2 separate regions of the Homo sapiens genome follow, and region 1 is linked to region 2. Evidence: chromatin loops called from intact Hi-C (ENCODE). Cell type or tissue: natural killer cell. All regions are shown on one strand. Each heading gives the region's core, and the rest is flanking DNA. Links, peaks and the distances in the headings are about the cores only.

The links. Peaks named below come from ENCODE experiments on the same cell type or tissue, not always from the same donor. Only the 100,000 strongest peaks of a DNase experiment are listed, where the experiment ranks them.
Region 1: a loop joins it to region 2, with 25 times the contacts of the local background. A loop is called at or near these places in 5 of 110 quality-filtered maps.

What each region holds. Positions count from the first base shown.
Region 1 is chr18:10,620,693-10,630,421 of GRCh38, forward strand. LINC01887 (long intergenic non-protein coding RNA 1887) reads right to left here and starts at 5,728. Exons shown (of 3, transcript NR_146509.1): 1 at 5,537-5,728. It also overlaps the pseudogene MIX23P1. In natural killer cell, for the core only: no CTCF peak of the experiment used is centred there; no DNase peak of the experiment used is centred there.
Region 2 is chr18:12,210,572-12,220,300 of GRCh38, forward strand. C18orf61 (a long non-coding RNA gene) reads left to right here. Exons shown (of 5, transcript NR_049896.1): 4 at 8,077-8,261. It also overlaps the pseudogene MIX23P3. Among named protein-coding and RNA genes, the nearest start is that of C18orf61, 15 kb to the left of the region's middle. In natural killer cell, for the core only: no CTCF peak of the experiment used is centred there; no DNase peak of the experiment used is centred there.

The DNA.
Region 1 (9,729 bases), core at 1,108-9,107, 1.6 Mb before region 2:
TCAGTTCATGGCTTGCCTGTGTACAGAATGGGGCTGATCTTCCCTGGCCTCCCTGTGAGAAACATGGGAAGCAGCTTCAGGAACTCCCCCCAAGGATGCAGGCGGCCTTCATGTGCAACTCCTCCATGTCTCATAGGCAGTGCTGTACAATACCTTGCCAGGAACACACAACATACTCATGAAACCACCAACCACAGGAGATTTTAAAGGTGAGTGTCTCTACCAAGTGTTTACCATTACAGTAAGAAATGATGTCATGGCTGCTGGAAAACAATGGGCTTTGGCATAAAACATGGACTTAACTCCCTGGTCCTCTTAGATGAGTGTTTCACCTCTAGAGTGTCAGATTTCTCATCTCTAAAGCAGGGTTGTCTCTTGCAATCCTAGAGGAAAACCAGAGGTTAATCTTCCTCAGGAGCACAGACGCAATAAACAGAGTAGAAAGTACTGATCCTTAAGTCAATTTGAAGAATCAAAACCAAACCAAAGAAAACAAGGCAATCAATGTATTGTGCAAGATGACATGGCATATTGTGAAACCTTTTCAGTGGTTTTAAAATATTAGGGGAAAAACAAGCTCTGGGAGTGGCTACTGGAGAAATTTTCATGAAAGATGTCATGCTAAAACAAAATATTAAAGAATAGACAACTTTTTTTCCCTCTTGTGTAGGTGGTGGAAATATTCTAGTAAGCTTGTTATGAAGTGCAGGAGCCCACCTGCCTGATTGAGCTGGAGGGGGTGTTGGGGGATAGCAATCCACAGTGTTGGAGAAAGTGGGCTTGATGCTTATCACAATCAAGGTCAACTTATGAACACTTTAATATGTGACTAGAAAGAACAGGAGAGTCTGTAATGCATTACCACCTCAGGAGTTGGCACTGAGTTCCATGGTTGGATGATGGGTAGATGGACAGACAGATGGACCGGTGGATAAATAAGTAGACTTGACATGAGTCAAGTGTTCTTGGCTTCTGGGAAGAAAATTTTTTAAAGTTTCCATTTTCTACAAATCTAAACAGCTTCCTCTGTAGCTGAATTTAGTAGCATTTAAAAATCATTAAACCAAGACAGAGCTCCTACATATAAACCAAATGCAGGCCAGATATTACCTACATTGCACTACAGCAGAAGCAGGATTGGACCCTGGCTGTCTGACACAAACACCTGTGTTCTTCTGCACTGTGCCATGGGAGACAAAAACATTTCATAAGAAATAGAGACTAGAATATGTATGTGCTATGTATTTACACACATAGATGACAATCAGGAATTAAGGCTAACCACATCTGGGCTTTGAGTCATATAAATAGGTTGGGAAAGATGCATTTTACTACCCTATTGAAAGAGACCATTTATTTCTCACTCCAGCAGGAAAAATGTTTTTCAGTATTCACTTATCTGCTCATTGGCTTTTTACTATAGACCAGGAGATGGATAGCCCGAAAATAGCCCCAATTGGAGGCCCAAGGTCATGAGCAATTGACTCAATGTAATGGAAGAGTGGAGCACTCGGAGATACCTGTACTAATGGGACCCACATGATGTGGGTGAGAACTATTAGGATGAGAAATAACCTGGGAATGTAATTAAATATTCAAATATTAAACAGAACACAATTGAAATCTCCATTGTGCTTTAGTTTTTGAAGTGATTCTTGCAGTCATCATTGCCTTTCCCAAACAAAGCAAGCTACTTGATATCACATGAACCTGTGCCATGAGGAATGATGATCAGTTTGTAAAATGCCAAAAAAGCTATTGTTTGCCTACATTAGTCACAATATTTTATCTACGTATTTCAATTTTTATCTAGGTATTTCAATTCAACACATGTAAATACAGTTCAAATGTCAGAAATTATCTAGTACATATTTGTAATATATCAATGAGCAATAACCACCACACTACTACTCTTAAGAATCATTTGATGAAAAAAGCAGACTCCCATTCTTGGATTTTTCTCAGTTTACACACATTACTTACTATGACAGCCCCATGTCCACCAGACATGTGCCCAGGAGAAGAACAGAACTGTAAGCTTTTCTTATTAACTTAATTTCTAAATGTATTACATATTTATGGTTAGAAATTATTCTAAATATCTGAAAGGGTTTGAAAGGAAGTTTCCCTTCCACTCTGAACTCCCAAACACCAAGTTAGCATTTTTGTTTGCATATCATCCCTGCACTGTATCTGCAAATACAGACAAGCACCAGGAACGCATGCTTCTGCATGATTATATTTAAACAAAGTCTTCTGTAGCTCTGCATATATCACTGGTCAATGCATCTTAGCTACCATTCTGCATTTCAAATGTAAATCCATTTCATTATTTAAGAGCTATAAAGTAATCTTGCTATTGAAACCATGCTGCAGTGAACAGCTTTTTCTGCATCGCTCCTGGCACTCATGCATGATTGTATCTGGTGAAGCATTCCTGGAAGTAGGATGGCTAGAAAGTTACACTATCTTTAACCTTGGCAGAACCAAACTGCCTCCTGAAGAGGTCATGTGAGTCAACAACCCCCTGGCCATAATTTTGGCTTTGTGTTTCACTCTAAGTTTAATCCATGTGACATGAGTCCTAAAGGCACTGACAAATGAGTATTGCAGGATAAGGGGCACAGCTGAAATCATAATTTTACTACTTCACAAATTTCAATAGTTTAGTTTCCTCCGTTTGTAAATGTTAAAAGGAAGCATTACAGAAAGATTACAATTCAAAATGATTGATATATTAATTTTTTTTTAAGAGACAGAATCTTGCTCTGTCACCCAGACTGGAGTGCAGTGGCATGATCTCGGCTCACTGCAACCTCCTCCTCCTGGGTTCAAGCAATTCTCATCCCTCAGCCCCCTGGTAGCTGGAACCACAGGCATGTGCCCCCACATCCAGCTAATTTTTATATTTTTCTTTTTTTTTTCAGAAAATTATTTTAATAGTTACAAAACTTTTTTTTTCAGAATCAGTATAAAATAGCAGTTGATTTCTCCATAATTATCAGAATTATTTATACTTGAGGTCTTGGCTAAGTGGGGCTGAAATCAACAAAACGTCTTGGACTGTTGGCTCAGAAATGGTCCTAGAAAACCCGCCCTGTTGATATCTGTCATGCTTAGCTCTCATGAGATGAGCCAGTCCTAAAAATAAAAAAATAAATTAAAAAAAACAAAACTTTTTATTCATTCTTTTGCGGCTTGAAGTGAATTTGGCAGCGTTCATTAAACACCTTCCAGCTCCTGTCATTTGCCACTTCTTCAACATTCAGTTCTGACTGCATCCATTTCAACTTTGTCTGCTCTTTTCTAAGTTGCTTTAATAACGTTAAATCATCCAAATTCTTTTCTCTCTCTTCTCAGAGGTTTTTTACTACTGCTGAAGTCTGGGCTATACAATTTTTTTGGACTCTGTCTCTACTGGCATGAGCTGCCATCAAAGACTCATAAAGTTGTTTACAGGTTTGGCTGGCATCAATTTTCCCTGCAAAGGAAGGCGTTGGAACTGTAGTGTTTAATTCATGTACTATTCTGTCATCGATAGGCCTCATCACCTTGAGTAATTCCTGGAACTCGGCGAACTCCTCACAGTTCACACCGCCACTGGGTGCCGCCATATTGGACCTAGTTTTTATATTTTTCATACAGATGGGGTTTTGCCATGTTGACCAGGTTGGTCTCAAACTCCTGGCCTCAAGTGATCTGCCTGCGTCAGCCTCCCAAAGGGCTGGGATTACAGGCATGAGCCACTGTGCCCGGTCATATTAATGTTTGTAAATGGAAAATGTGTGCATTGCTCAGGAAAAAGTAAGCTACCACCACTTATCTGTTCGAGATGCCTGATGGTGTGCTGAATTTGATTACGAAAATTAACATAATTAGAATAAGATGAAGTTTCTTTTCTTTGTTACATTTTAAAAATAAAAGGCTATTCAAATGAAAGACTAACCAGAGTAATTCAACTCTTAATGAGAGATAAAACTAAAACTTGACAAGGATTTGGAGAAATGGCTACTCTCGTAGGCTGTTAAAGGAGCATAATTTAATGTAACCATTTAGGAAAAAGTTTGGTGTTATTAATGAAAATAAAAGATATGCACCCTTCTCACAATCTTCTCAACAGAAATGGGTGCCTGTATTATTCAAAAACATTGACAAAAATGCTCAAAGCAGCATTATTTGTGATAGCCAAAATTATAAAAAAAATCCTCATATCCATCAATAGTAGTGGATAAATTACAACATGTGACCGCAGTGGAATACTATACGGTGAGGAAACGAAAGGGCTATGGTTATGCTTAACTACCTGACTGAATCTCTAAAACAACGTGAGCAAAGAAGCCAGACACCAAGCAATACATATTGACTTCTTCTATGCATAATTATGCAAACCTGGAGAAGTCTAAACAGGGCATTAGAAGTCACAGCAGTCACCTTCAGAAGGGACCCAAAGGTGGCTAGTGGGTCTGGAATACTGACCTGACTAGGGGTGCATGGGTGCTCATTTTGTGAGGAATCACTGAGCTGTACATTCGTGTTTTCCCTGCTTTCTATACGTGTGTTAAAATTTAATTTTGAGATGTTTTGCAAATTCCTGTGACAACATAGGTCTATTTGAAAATTGTGACCGGAAAATGAGAAAATGTCAAACATCCTTTTTGGCTGCTGCCTTTCACCCCACTGCCTTCAGGGACCCTTGGCCTGACTTGACAAAGTACCCTCTTGAAATTAGTCCCTTCTGAGTCTGTCCTTGTCCATCATGTCCAAACTCACTGAATGCCATTGGTAAACACTGTAGTAATGTGTTAATGGCTGGATACTGCTTTCATAGAATATGCATGAACTGTGTAGAGGCAATGCATTATCCCACAGAGAAGGTGCAAATTCCATTCTCTATGAAGACACTGATGGATGGTCCTGAGGACCCCATTTAGGGCAGAGAGCATAAGTAGAGGAAGAAATAAGAGATGGTAAGGGGCCGGGTGCAGTGGCTCACACCTGTAATCCCAGCACTTTGGGTGGCTGAGGTGGGCGGATCTCAAGGTCAGAAGATCAAGACCATCCTGGCCAACATGTTGAAACCCCATTTCTACTAAAATATAAAAAATTAGCCGGGCATGTTGGCATGTGCCTGTAGTCCCAGCTACTTGGGAGGCTGAGGCAGGGGAATCGCTTGAACCTGGGAGGTGGAGGTTGCAGTGAGCTGAGACGAGATCACACCACTGCACTCCAGCCTGGGTGACAGAGCGAGACTCCGTCAAAAACAAAAGACAAAAAACAAACAAACAAATAAACAAAAAACAAAAAAACAGGGACATCTGTAATGATGAAGAAACTACTATTTTTTCATTGGGGTTAAAGGTATAACCCCAATTTTTGTATCTGGGAAGAGAAAAAGTTGAATTAAATGTTCTCTGCTATCCTTCCCCACTCTAAAACTCTGTAGATAATTCCAATGGAACCCCATTGAGGGGTTCCAATTTACTTTTGTCTGCACTTTTTGCAGAGAAATCTCAGGGAGAAAGCAGGGCTGTCTTACCTTCCACCTCTAAGGAGTTCTCTTGTGCTCTTTTACTCCAGTGTTGGCTCCAGGACCTTGGGTAGAGGGTGCTGGTGATATGAGGTGGTCCAGGAGCTCATGAGGAAAAGCAAATGATAGGCAGCATCAGAACTCAGAGTTCTGGGTCCAGTGGAGCCCTCGGGCTGCCTCAAGGGAAGCCACTTAGTTTTCTATTTCCCTATGTAAAATAAGACTCCTCCAAAAATAAAACTGTCACCTGTAGCACTAAGTTACGTGCTATCACACGAGATCATGTGGAACTTCCTGCGTATTTCTTGTTGATCCAAGAAGTCTAGATTTTAAGGTCTAAATATCAACTTAGAGGACAACTACTGAAGCCTAATTTTGGAGGAGAGGAAAGAGTGCAGGGCCACCTTTCTTTAGGGAGAAACTCTGGGCTTCCTGAGAAGTTAGAGAACTGGGGAAAATGAAACCACAGCCCAGAGCCTGCGATAGGGGTGGGGAGTGGAGGCTGGAGCTGTGCTCAAGGTCAGGCTTCTCCTCTCCCCTCCCAGGGCACTGGAGCTCCAGCAGTGAACCCAGAGTGAATATTCGCTCTGTCATCCACCCTGGGCAATCCCTTTAAACCAGGAGTCAACAGCGAGGACAGAAACATGAATGTGCTTTTAAAAGTCCTAAAAGTTCAGAGGATGATCATCAAGGTTTCCTACAGCCCTGGGCAAACCCTAGGAGTACTTTGTCTCCAGGTTCAAGCATGTGCCTGTGAGAGGCGTGGCCCTCACCTTCCCTCCACCACAGGTTGAGGGAACCCTAAACCTCTTTTGCACAATATCAAGGAGTGCTGACTAATCCAACGCAGAAGCTGTGATGTTTGGCAGATGCAGAGGCAGAAAAGGTGTTTTGGGAAAGATCATCTTTAAACAACACGGCACCCTCATAGCCCATAGAGACAGTTCTCACCACTACGCCAATAAACTTGGAAAAGACCAAACCAAACTTTACACATATTTCCTTTTTCTTTTTGATTCTATGCCCCCTCCCTCAGCCTCCCAAGCAGCAGGAATACCCTGAAGGGCCCTGGGAACCCTTGCCCACTGAGTCCCACCTGGAAAGCAGTTCCCTAGCTGGAGAGTCCTCCTCATCAGTTATGCTCTCCAGCACCCACACTGGAGAAACACAAACAACAGGAGAAGTCATTTGAGAGAGGCTACCCACTCCTAGTCCCGCTGAAGCCCCACTGCCTCACACAGGATTCCCTGGTCTTTCCTCTGGGTTCACAGATATTCCTGCAGCCTCTCTGGCCATAGCTTTCTACTGGAAAGTCATTTGCTCTCACCAGGCCCGTAATGCTCCTTCCCAAAGGAACCCAGAATCAGGTTTCCGTACACTAGATCCAGCAAGTTTGTTCCTCAGGAAGTGAGCCATTTCAAGGTAAATACTCCCCTCTGAGGTTGATGGCATCTGCAATTATAGAACACATTAGGAGGATTAGATGATGCCACGCATGTCACACATATCTGTTATTCTCTTGGCAACTTTAGAAAATTGTAAGTATAGTGGTAGAGTCAAAGGTCAAAGTCCCCCAAAACTAGCACAAAGTACACCTACAGAAAAGACAAGAACTTTTCCAATAGAATTTACCTTTAAGGTTTATTTAGATGGGCAGTTTCACAACTCTTTTTTATTTTTATTTTTATTTTTTGAAGGAGTCTCGCTGTCCAGGCTGGAGTGCAGTGGCTTGATCTCGGCTCACTGAAACCTCCGCCTCCCGGATTCAAGCGATTCTCCTTCTTCAGCCTCCCAAGTATCTGGATTACAGGCACATGCCACCAAGCCCAGCTAACTTTTGTATTTTTAGTAGAGACGGGGCTTCATCATGTTTGTCAGGCTAGTTTTGAACTCCTGACCTCAGGTGATCCGCCTGTCTTGGCCTCCCAAAATGCTGGGAATACAGGTGTGAGCCACCGGACCCAGCCACTTTCACAACTCTTAATCCATGGGGAAAACTGCTGCTGAGGGAAAGTCCTCTGCATTGCAGTGGATAGGGAATGCTGCCATCTACAAGGCCCCAGTATGCCAGGTGTGGGTTGGTGAGAGGCTGCCAACCAGTACCACCCAGCAAGGGAACTGTGGACATCATAGATAATGCACCCTGTCAGATTCCCATGTGTATATTTGACTGGAAAGGAAAGCAGCCAGGAAAGTAACATTTCGGTTTAAGACCAAGAAAAGTGTCTTACATTGCCAGCATCTTCTTTTTTGCAGATGTCTCCTACAGCACCCTCAGGAGGAGCTAGGAGAACACAGAGTAAGGGTCAGTGCCCTGGTGGTGGCAACTGTGTCACCCAGAGAGCTTTGCTTGGTGTGGTACATGGAGGTAGCTGATCACAGCATGCGCCAACCTGATGCTGGGCCATGCTCCAGGTGGAAGGAGGAGGGCAACAGAGAGAGCAGGAGGGAACTGAGACAAGGAGGCCTAGGCCTTGTCCTTGTCCTAAGGCATCATGAAGCAGCACAAAGGAGTAAACCCAAAATGGACCTAAAATGCACACCAAGGTTCAACAGAAGGGTCCCTTCATCACTCACATGATTTGAAACTCTTCTATACAAACAAGACTTTCTTAACGTATTCAAGATTATCTCAGTGTACTAGAATCAAACTATGTTGGTACTGCATTTATTATCTATTTTACAGGATTTATCACTTGATTAAAAGCCAATTTTATTGGTGAAATAGATTCAATTTTAGGCAAATTATTCTATTTATTGCAAATTCTTTTTCATACAGATTACCGAAACATTAAAAATACTGAAATACTACAGATTAGAAATAGTCATACTTTCCCCTTTTTAAGTCTTCTTGAGCCATGGTGCACACACGGCACTCTTGGGCTGCTGTGATCAGGAGATCCAGGATCCTTTGTGCCACCCTCCCTGGAGACGTTACCTAGAGGTCTCGCTTCAGGCAAAGAGGTCAAGCTCAGAGCCTGCTGGATCTGCTCTGCTGAAGCTAAGGGACATGACTCAGACACGCTCTACAGTGGGAAGCGGTTTCCAGGTTCAGATATGCATCATCTACTGAAATGAGGAAGTAGAAAAAATAGAAATTGACAAGTTCATGAGAAACTGCCCGTAAGTGCAGGTGTAATTATTTTTGTCAACTACCTTACATTCAGTATGTATTCAGACATATATAAGGTATTTTTATAAAAGTTGCAATTTTTAATTTTTGTCAGTTATGTTAAATCTAACTTATCAGCTGTCAATATAAAGACTCTACCTCATTTTCTTTGTGGTTTCCAGAAAATCTAGCACATGGTAAGTAGAACACCAAAATATTTATTAAATGAAAACGCAGAGCAGGGGTTGGGGACAGGCAGGCACGCAGGCAGGCAGTTATATTTGCTTACCTGGATGATAGTAAACTACACAAAACCTTAGTTAGATTAATACTGAAATTGCCTTCTGCTTTGGCTGTTTGCCGTTTTGGAAGAAGGACAACAATGAAGATGAACAGGAAAGAAATGAGAAACAGAGACCTTTGCTTACTAGCTAAAGGCTACCTACTGTAACACGAAATTGTCTACAAATGGTTTTCAACTCTGCGTGCTGTAATTCAGTGACAGAGTTCCCTAATTCCTCCTGTCTGGCTTCAAGTCCAGCTACATCGCCGCTATCTTCTTTACAACTTGCAAGATGCTGCTGCTACTGCACTTATCTGCTGTATGAGATTTACACTTGTTTTAAAGCAAAACTTTATTTCACGTAGGCTAATGGCCAGGCAGGCTACACTAGTCAGTTAACAGTGAGACGGTTCCTCATGGAGGAAAGGTTAGGTTGAGGCTGAGGGTCCTTAATCCAGATGTATAACAGAGTTGCCACGAGGCAACGGAAACCACACTGAGTGGAGCAGTGTTCTTATCTGTCTCTCTTCACCATTTTTAGCTGGCAGGTTTTGAGCATTTTAGGGCTTGTGAACATTACTAAATCTACTGAAATATATCACTGATCCTTATAAGCTTTGGCCAGCTGCTGAGCAAAATAACTTCAGAACTGTTCTATATGGTCCCCCACATCTTAGAACCTGTGAGCTGACCCAAAACATCCGGGGATCTTTGTGCTTTTGACACTGAGGACTATGCTGGTCTGTAGGAAGATGTGCCTATAACTGCTCTGGGTTATGTGACCATGGAGGTCACTTTATGGTGATG
Region 2 (9,729 bases), core at 1,047-9,046:
ACTTCTAATGCCCTGTTTAGACTTCTCCAGGTTTGGATAATTATGCATAGAAGAAGTCAATATGTATTGCTTGGTGTCTGGCTTCTTTGCTCACGTTGTTTTAGAGATTCAGTCATGTAGTTAAGCATAACCATAGCCCTTTCGTTTCCTCACCGTATAGTATTCCACTGCGGTCACATGTTGTAATTTATCCACTACTATTGATGGATATGAGGATTTTTTTATAATTTTGGCTATCACAAATAATGCTGCTTTGAGCATTTTTGTCAATGTTTTTGAATAATGCAGGCACCCATTTCTGTTGAGAAGATTGTGAGAAGGGTGCATATCTTTTATTTTCATTAATAACACCAAACTTTTTCCTAAATGGTTACATTAAATTATGCTCCTTTAACAGCCTATAAGAGTAGCCATTTCTCCAAATCCTTGTCAAGTTTTAGTTTTATCTCTCATTAAGAGTTGAATTACTCTGGTTAGTCTTTCATTTGAATAGCCTTTTATTTTTAAAATGTAACAAAGAAAAGAAACTTCATCTTATTCTAATTATGTTAATTTTCGTAATCAAATTCAGCACACCATCAGGCATCTCGAACAGATAAGTGGTGGTAGCTTACTTTTTCCTGAGCAATGCACACATTTTCCATTTACAAACATTAATATGACCGGGCACAGTGGCTCATGCCTGTAATCCCAGCACTTTGGGAGGCTGACGCAGGCAGATCACTTGAGGCCAGGAGTTTGAGACCAGCCTGGTCAACATGGCAAAACCCCATCTGTATGAAAAATATAAAAATCAGGTCCAATATGGCAGCACCCAGTGGCGGTGTGAACTGTGAGGAATTCACCGAGTTCCAGGAATTACTCAAGGTGATGAGGCCTATCGATGACAGAATAGTACATGAATTAAACACTGTGGTTCCAACAGCTTCCTTTGCAGGGAAAATTGATGCCAGCCAAACCTGTAAACAACTTTATGAGTCTTTGATGGCAGCTCATGCCAGTAGAGACAGAGTCCAAAAAAATTGTATAGCCCAGACTTCAGCAGTAGTAAAAAACCTCTGAGAAGAGAGAGAAAAGAATTTGGACGATTTAACGTTATTAAAGCAACTTAGAAAAGAGCAGACAAAGTTGAAATGGATGCAGTCAGAACTGAATGTTGAAGAAGTGGTAAATGACAGGAGCTGGAAGGTGTTTAATGAATGCTGCTGAATTCATTTCAAGCCTCCAAAGAATGAATAAAGAGAGATTCTTTTTTTTTTTTTTTTTTTTTTTTTTTTTAGGACTGGCGCATCTCATGAGAGCTAAGCATGACAGATATCAACAGGCGGGCTTCCTAGGATGATTTCTCAGCCAACAGTCCAAGACCTTTTGTTGATTTCAGCCCCACTTAGCCAAGACCTCAAGTATAAATTCTGATAATTATGGAGAAATCAACTGCTATTTTATACCGATTCTGTTAAAAAAAAAAAAGTTTTGTAACTATTAAAATAATTTTCTGAAAAAAAAAGAAAAATATAAAAATTAGCTGGATGTGGAGGCACATGCCTGTGGTTCCAGCTACCAGGGGGCTGAGGCATGAGAATTCTTGAACCCAGGAGGCAGAGGTTGCAGTGAGCCGAGATCATGCCACTGCACTCCAGTCTGGGTGACAGAGGAAGATTCTGTCTCTTAAAAAAAATTAATATATCAATCATTTTGAATTGTAATCTTTCTGTAATGCTTCCTTTTAACATTTACAAACAGAGGAAACTAAACTATTGAAATTTTGTGAAGTAGTAAAATTAAGATTTCAGCTGTGCCCCTTATCCTGCAATACTCATTTGTCAGTGCCTTTAGGACTCATGTCACATGGATTAAACTTAGAGTGAAACACAAAGCCAAAATTATGGCCAGGGGGTTGTTGACTCACATGACCTCTTCAGGAGGCAGTTTGGTTCTGCCAAGGTTAAAGATAGTGTAACTTTCTAGCCATCCTACTTCCAGGAATGCTTCACCAGATACAATCATGCATGAGTGCCAGGAGCGATGCAGAAAAAGCTGTTCACTGCAGCATGGTTTCAATAGCAAGATTACTTTATAGCTCTTAAATAATGAAATGGATTTACATTTGAAATGCAGAATGGTAGCTAAGATGCATTGACCAATGATATATGCAGAGCTACAGAAGACTTTGTATAAATATAATCATGCAGAAGCATGCATTCCTGGTGCTTGTTTGTATTTGCAGATACAGTGCAGGGATGATGTGCAAACAAAAATGCTGACTTGGTGTTTGGGAGTTCAGAGTGGAAGGGAAACTTCCTTTCAAACCCTTTCAGATATTTAGAATAATTTCTAACCATAAATATGTAATACATTTAGAAATCTAGGTTAATAAGAAAAGCTTACAGTTCCTGTTCTTCTCCTGGGCACATGTCTGGTGGACATGGGGCTGTCATAGTAAGTAATGTGTGCAAACTGAGAAAAATCCAAGAATGGGAGTCTGCTTTTTTCATCAAATAATTCTTAAGAGAAGTAGTGTGGTGGTTATTGCTCATTGATATATTACAAATATGTACTAGATAATAATTTCTGACATTTGAACTGTATTTACACATGTTGAATTGAAATACCTAGATAAAAATTGAAATACATAGATAAAATATTGTGACTAATATAGGCAAACAATTTTTTTTTGGCATTTTACAAACTGATTATCATTCCTCATGGCACAGGTTCATGTGATATCAAGTAGCTTGCTTTGTTTGGGAAAGGCAATGATGACTGCAAGAATCACTTCAAAAACTAAAGTGCAGTGGAGATTTCAACTGTGTTCTGTTTAGTATTTGAATATTTAATTGCATTCCCAGGTTATTTCTCATCCTAATAGTTCTCACCCACATCATGTGGGTCCCATTAGTACAGGTATCTCCGAATGCTCCACTCTTCCATTACATTGAGTCAATTGCTCATGACCTTGGGCCTCCAATTGGGGCTATTTTCCTGCTATCCATCTCCTGGTCTATAGTAAAAGAGCCAATGAGCAGATAAGTGAATACTGAAAAACATTTTCCCTGCTGGAGTGAGAAATAAATGGTTTCTTTCAATAGGGTAGTAAAATGCATCTTTCCCAACCTATTTATATGACTCAAAGCCCAGATGTGGTTAGCCTTAATTCCTGATTGTCATCAATGTGTGTAAATATGTAGCACATACATATTCTAGTCTCTATTTTTTATGAAATGTTTTTGTCTCCCATGGCACAGTGCAGAAGAACACAGGTGTTTGTGTCAGACAGCCAGGGTCCAATCCTGCTTCTGCTGTAGTGCAATGTAGGTAATATCTGGCCTGCATTTGGTTTATATGTAGGAACTCTGTCTTGGTTTAATGATTTTTAAATGCTACTAAATTCAGCTTCAGAGGAAGCTGTTTAGATTTGTAGAAAATGGAAACTTTAAAAAATTTTCTTCCCAGAAGCCAAGAACACTTGACTCATGTCAAGTCTACTTATTTATCCACCTGTCCATCTGTCTGTCCATCCACCCATCATCCAACCATGGAACTCAGTGCCAACTCCTGAGGTGGTAATGCATTACAGACTCTCCTGTTCTTTCTAGTCACATATTAAAGTGTTCATAAGTTGACCTTGATTGTGATAAGCATCAAGCCCACTTTCTCCAACACTGTGGATTGCTATCCCCCAACACCCCCTCCAGCTCAATCAGGCAGGCGGGCTCCTGCACTTCATAACAAGCTTACTAGAATATTTCCACCACCTACACAAGAGGGAAAAAAAGTTGTCTATTCTTTAATATTTTGTTTTAGCATGACATCTTTCATGAAAATTTCTCCAGTAGCCACTCCCAGAGCTTGTTTTTCCCCTAATATTTTAAAACCACTGAAAAGGTTTCACTATATGCCATGTCATCTGGCACAATACATTGATTGCCTTGTTTCCTTTGGTTTGGTTTTGGTTCTTCAGATTGACTTAAGGATTGGTACTTTCTACTCTGTTTATTGCATCTGTGCTCCTGAGGAAGATTAGCCTCTGGTTTTCCTCTAGGTCTGCTTTAGTGATGAGAAATCTGACACTTTAGAGGTGAAACACTCACCTAAGAGGACCAGGGAGTTAAGTCCATGTTTTATGCCAAAGCCCATTGTTTTCCAGCAGCCATGACATCATTTCTTACTGTATTGGTAAACACTTGGTAGAGACACTCACCTTTAAAATCTCCTGTGGTTGGTGGTTTCATGAGTATGTTGTGTGTTCCTGGCAAGGTATTGTACAGCACTGCCTATGAGGCATGGAGGAGTCTCACATGAAGGCCGCCTGCATCCTGGGGGAGTTCCTGAAGCTACTGCCCATGTTTCTCACAGGGAGGCCAGGGAAGATCAGCCCCATTCTGTACACAGGCAAGCCATGAACTGAGGACATCCCTTTCAGGGTATGAATTCTGAGGAATGTTTCTAAGGTGTAGAGAAACATGAAAAACTGGAAATCCATTATGTCTGGAGGTAAAAACAGAAGACCAGAGGGACAGAAGAGCTTGTGCAGTGGTCAGAGGCAGGGATATTTGGTGTGTTTGCTCCTCTGCTCACCTCGCTTTTCAACCTCCCTGCTGGATTTTTGAAGTCATTTGGGTCTGGGTGTCCCATTTTGGTGAGTGGCTTGGACTGGAGGAAGTCCATAGAGTATGGCAGAGGGTACTGAAGGCTGAGGTAGAATGAGGTAAATGGGAATTGGATAAGATGCACTGGCTGCATTTGGTGACATTTCTGCCTGAGTAGGTATTCAAATATGCACCGCCACTTCTTGGTCCCCCTGAGACAGCTGGAGAACTGAACTGACTTTCACTGCTCTGTAATCAGATTGTTTGTAGTAGTTTAATTTACTCATCAGGTGACAATAATTATTGAAAATATTCCTAAAATGAACTTTCTGCCATTATTATGAATAGCGAAGAAAATTGAAGCTTTCTTGGGAGATCAACAAAATGCTGACTTGGTTTCTATGTATGCCTCATGGGTCATAGCACCCAGCCACTAGCCAGTGCTTGCACCCTTTGCTGGCCCCAGGACTAGGAGGTCAGGGTAGCCTCTCTGATGAGCCTCTGACCTCCAGCCTCAGTAATGGCAGCACCCCTTCTCCATGGACTTCCACACCAAGGTCCAGAAGCAGGTGTCAGAGAGAGAGAGAGAGACCGAGCTCCTCCTCACAGGGGGTTGCCGAGGGCCCCCTGGGCTCTGCCTAGAATGCTCTTGGAGAAGTGCAGATGGAGAAGCGGATTAGAGGCTCCAGTGGTTGGGTCCAGTGAAACTAATCAGAGTGCTAGAGACAGGAGAAGACATTTAGGTTAATTTTATCTCTTTCCACATACAAAAACTAAGGCCCTATTTTTAAATGAAATTGTTTTTCTTCCTTTTAAGTGTCTCTAATTGTACCTGACTTTTGCTGACACTCTCGACGTTCAACCATATATTCACAAAACTTCATTCATGTTTGTCATGAGGGATGCATTTCTCACCTGCTCGGACAGGTGAATGCACCATCCAGATGTCCCTATATACATCACATGAAGGAGGTAACAGATGAGTCATCCACACACTAACACAGATGAGTTTATCAAACGCAGCCATTAAGGATGGGCCCATGTTACCAAGGGACAGAGTGGGGGAAGGTGCTCATTCCAAGAGGCTGCTGCAAGAGTTCAGTCAACCCAGGACACCTAGAGCCATCTGGGCCTGAAGCCAGGGGCTGGCAAGTGACAGAATGGACCACAGAGTCTTCTCTTTCTCCTTCCACATTTTCAATAGACCATATACTGTCATAGTATTTTGTGAAACATTTAAAAATCTAAAGTACAACCTACATACAGAAAACACATGAAACCTAAATACACAGCTCTGTAACTTATCACAAAGTGAGCACCCATGGAACTACAAGTCAGGTCAAAAACTAGAAGTTACCTGCACCCCAAAACTGTCCTTCTATCTCCTCCTTTCCAAAGCTAGCCACTACAACTTTGTGTGCTAGAGTTCGCTCTCTTTTAGTTTGTGCTTATTATAAATAGAATAACTCAGGATGTGTGTTCCTGATGGATGTGTGGCGGCTGATGACAGAACTACAAGGAGAGCAGTGCCATGCACTAAACCCTGATCTTGTTCTGGGCATTGGGCTAAAGCTTTCCGTGGCTCATTCCATTTAGTGGCTGGAAGTTGCAGAGGTTTCAGAAGCTCATCCAAGATTCTGGAGCCTCCATCTCCAGCCCTAATGCTGTCCGCCTTTTCACCCAGCCACCACCTGTTTCAGGAGAACACACAGAAGTGATGACCTTTTCTGGACAGGCAAGTAAATCCTGCTGTTTTTATTATTCACGGAAAAAACACTGGCTCATGGGAGGTGGGAAGGTGACAAACTCATTCTCCCTGGACCTCAGGAACCACAGATAGGATTATACTGACTACCAGTATTTTATTCCGTTAGTTCTACCTACATGAGTCCTGTAGTATTGAAATGCGTTAGGTTAGCATTTTTGGCCGATGTACTTTACATTCTGGGTTAGAGGTTTTTAAGATTCACCTGTGTAAGCTGACTTAGTTTTCTGTAAGTTTGTGAAAAAGTACAAAAATGGTGATCTCTTTTATCATACAAATAATTTCTTTTTAATAGAATGTTTTTTCTAATTAATGTATTAATGTACTCTTCATTCAACACATTCGCTTACATTTGAACTATTTTATGAATGAATGTTTAATTGCATAGGTGAAGATTACTAGTCACGGGCATTTTACTAACTGATTCTCATTAGGCATAGGTTCATGTGATTTCAAGGAGCTATGTTTTGTTTGGTAAAAGTAATAAAATAGCACAAGAATGAATGCAAGCACTGAAGCACGATGGAGGCGCCTGTCATGACTTGTCTATGATTTACATCACTCGTTATCTTTCCAGGTTGCTTATCATCCTGATAATTGTCATCAGCATTGTTTGGGTCCTTCTAGCACAGTTTCACAAAATGGGCAACTCTTCCATTAGGTAGAAATAATTCCATTTGAGCCTTTAATTGCATCTGTCTTCCAGCTTCTTCTTTTGGAAGAGTTAATTAAAGGGTAGATACATTAGAAATTTTTTTTCCACGTTAGAATGAGCAAACCACAATGTTCATTTCACTGGAGTAGCAGAATGCTTCCTTTTGACCTCCCAAGCTCATCTCAATTTCATTGCAGTAGCCCCATTTCCTAATGCTCACCAAAGTGTGTAAGTACAGAGGGCGTTCCTGTAGTCAGGTGTTTCTATTTCTTATGATCTGTGATATTTATACATAGCACAGTGCTCAGCAGCACAGATTTGGGAGTCAGGATGCTTGGATCCAGTCCTTACTCTGATACTGAATAGAATTGTGATCTTGAGCAAATCCCTTGAATCTATGTAAAAGTATTATAATTCTACCTTATTTTTGAGGTTCCTGAGACGATTAAAGTTTTTTTTTTTTAATGAAGCCCTGGAGCACTAGATGTACCCTTATCATTATTATTATTATTTTCAGGTGTTGGTCAGGTTCAGAGACATTAATATCTCTTTGTCTTTATCTTCATCTCTCAAAATCATCTGCTTGCCTTTATGCAATACTGTTTTTCTTAAATGTAATTCCTTGCACAGGAAGACTGGGGATTACCACCAAATTTTGAAAGTAAATAAAAGCTCTTAATTATCAAAAATTTTAATGGAACTGTGAAAACCACCTAATATCAACTTTCTAAATTGTATAACATAAGTCAGTTCTGTTTATTCTACAAAGTGAATATTTTTGAATCTATGTATAATTAATTATATTAATTACATTTTTCAAGGAAACCCACCATTTTGGATCATGGAGTGCAGGATTTATGAGTCTCCTGGAGGCTGGAGAATCAAAGTACAAAGCCGTGTTCCAGCTCTGGAGTGCAACAGCCCACTACTAAATACACATGTATTTGCAGCCTTTTTGGCTCAAGGCTAGATGCTTGTCAGTCCTTAGGTTGAGAAAGCAGGCATGGTGACAATTATGACCTCTCCTATTTCCTCAAATCTCTGATTCGTTCTTGCTTCTAATGCAGGATACCCTCTGAGGTCAAATCATTGGGCTTGTGGCCATGAGACCACAGACTTTGCCTAGCTTCCAGTGACTGTCCGAGATGACCTGTGGAGTGCACCGCCTGTACTTGGACATCACTGTCTTTTCCGATCCATACCCGTCATCCTTGGAATTTCCCCTGCATCCAAACCTGTTCCTGATACAGGTGTGAGTAATGAGTAAGGAATTTATGGTTTTATTTAAAGATAGGAGCTTTGCTTTTTAAAACTGCTACTCATGTACAGGTCCCAGGCCAGTGGAATCATGGCAACACAGATTCCCAGAGCTAGAAGGAACGTGTGGTATCATTCAGTCATCCAATCAAATAATATTTGCACCTAATCTGTACAAGGAACCAGTGACATAAGGAATAAAGGATTAGAAAATGGGCTCCACATAAAATTTTTTAAAGGAAAACCTCACAATGCAATTGAGAGGAATATTTGCACCGTTCTTTTTGGATATCAGGAAGTAAATAGTGTTCCCCATGAGAATGGGAAAGACTTCACAGCGGAGCTGCCATCTGGGCTGGACCTGTTTGTGGGTGAGTAGCATTTCACACACAGCATGCACCAGCACAGAGATAAAAAAAAGTTCATGGAAACTGTGAGCAGAAAGAAGCAAAATAAAACACTGAGGTGTGCTTTTGTCTTTCAGGTTGTCACAGATGTTTAATACAGGTTAGCATCCCAAATCCAAAAATCTGAAATCCAAAATGCTCCAAAACCCAAAACATTTTCAGCTTCTAAATGATGCCCAAAGGAAGTGCTCGCTGGAGCATTTCAGATTTCAAATTTTTGGATTTGGAATTCTCAATCAGTAAGCATATAAAATGTAAACATTCTGAAATCTGCAAAAACCCAAATCGGAATCACTTCTGGTCCCAATCATTTCAGATAAGGGATACTCAGCTCTCGTGTGTAACATTCAGTGTTGGTGAGGATGGGGGGTAACACCCACTCTCTGTAACTGCTAGAAGCATATGAATTTGTATGATTTGTAAGAGGGCAATTTGGGAGGACCTATCTGTTTTAAAATTCTCCTAACCCATGGATCTCATCCCATTTCTAGAGTCTTTTATGTAAAATATTTCTACCATTAGGAGAAATATATGCAAGGGGACTTTCTATGTAGCAATGTTTTAATAAAATAGAAAATTGGGACAAACCAAATTTCCATCACAAAGGAAATAGATACACAAATAATAATACACTGAATATTATGCAGGTTTTAAACATCAGAAAAGGGCTCAGCTTCTGATCTCCAATGATGGTGTTGAAGTGGGTCACAGCCGGTTTACATTTGGTTTTCATGTGGGAACTCTGGGTGTCTGCCTTAGTTTAATGATTTTATATGTCACTAAATTCAGCTAATGAAAAGCTATTCCATGCATGGCAAAACGGAACTTGAAAACAGTTTCTTGTCAACAATCGAGTGGACCTGTTTTATGTACAACCCACGCCTTCATCTGCCTGCCCCTCAGTCTGTCTGTCCTCACAGTCCTCATTCATTAGTGGAACTGAGTGCCCACTGTTGGGTTGACGATCAATTCCATAACCTCCCTGTTCCTAGTCACACATTAATTCTTCAGTACATCCCTTTGGGATCACTTGGGATTAAACCTCCATCTCCAATT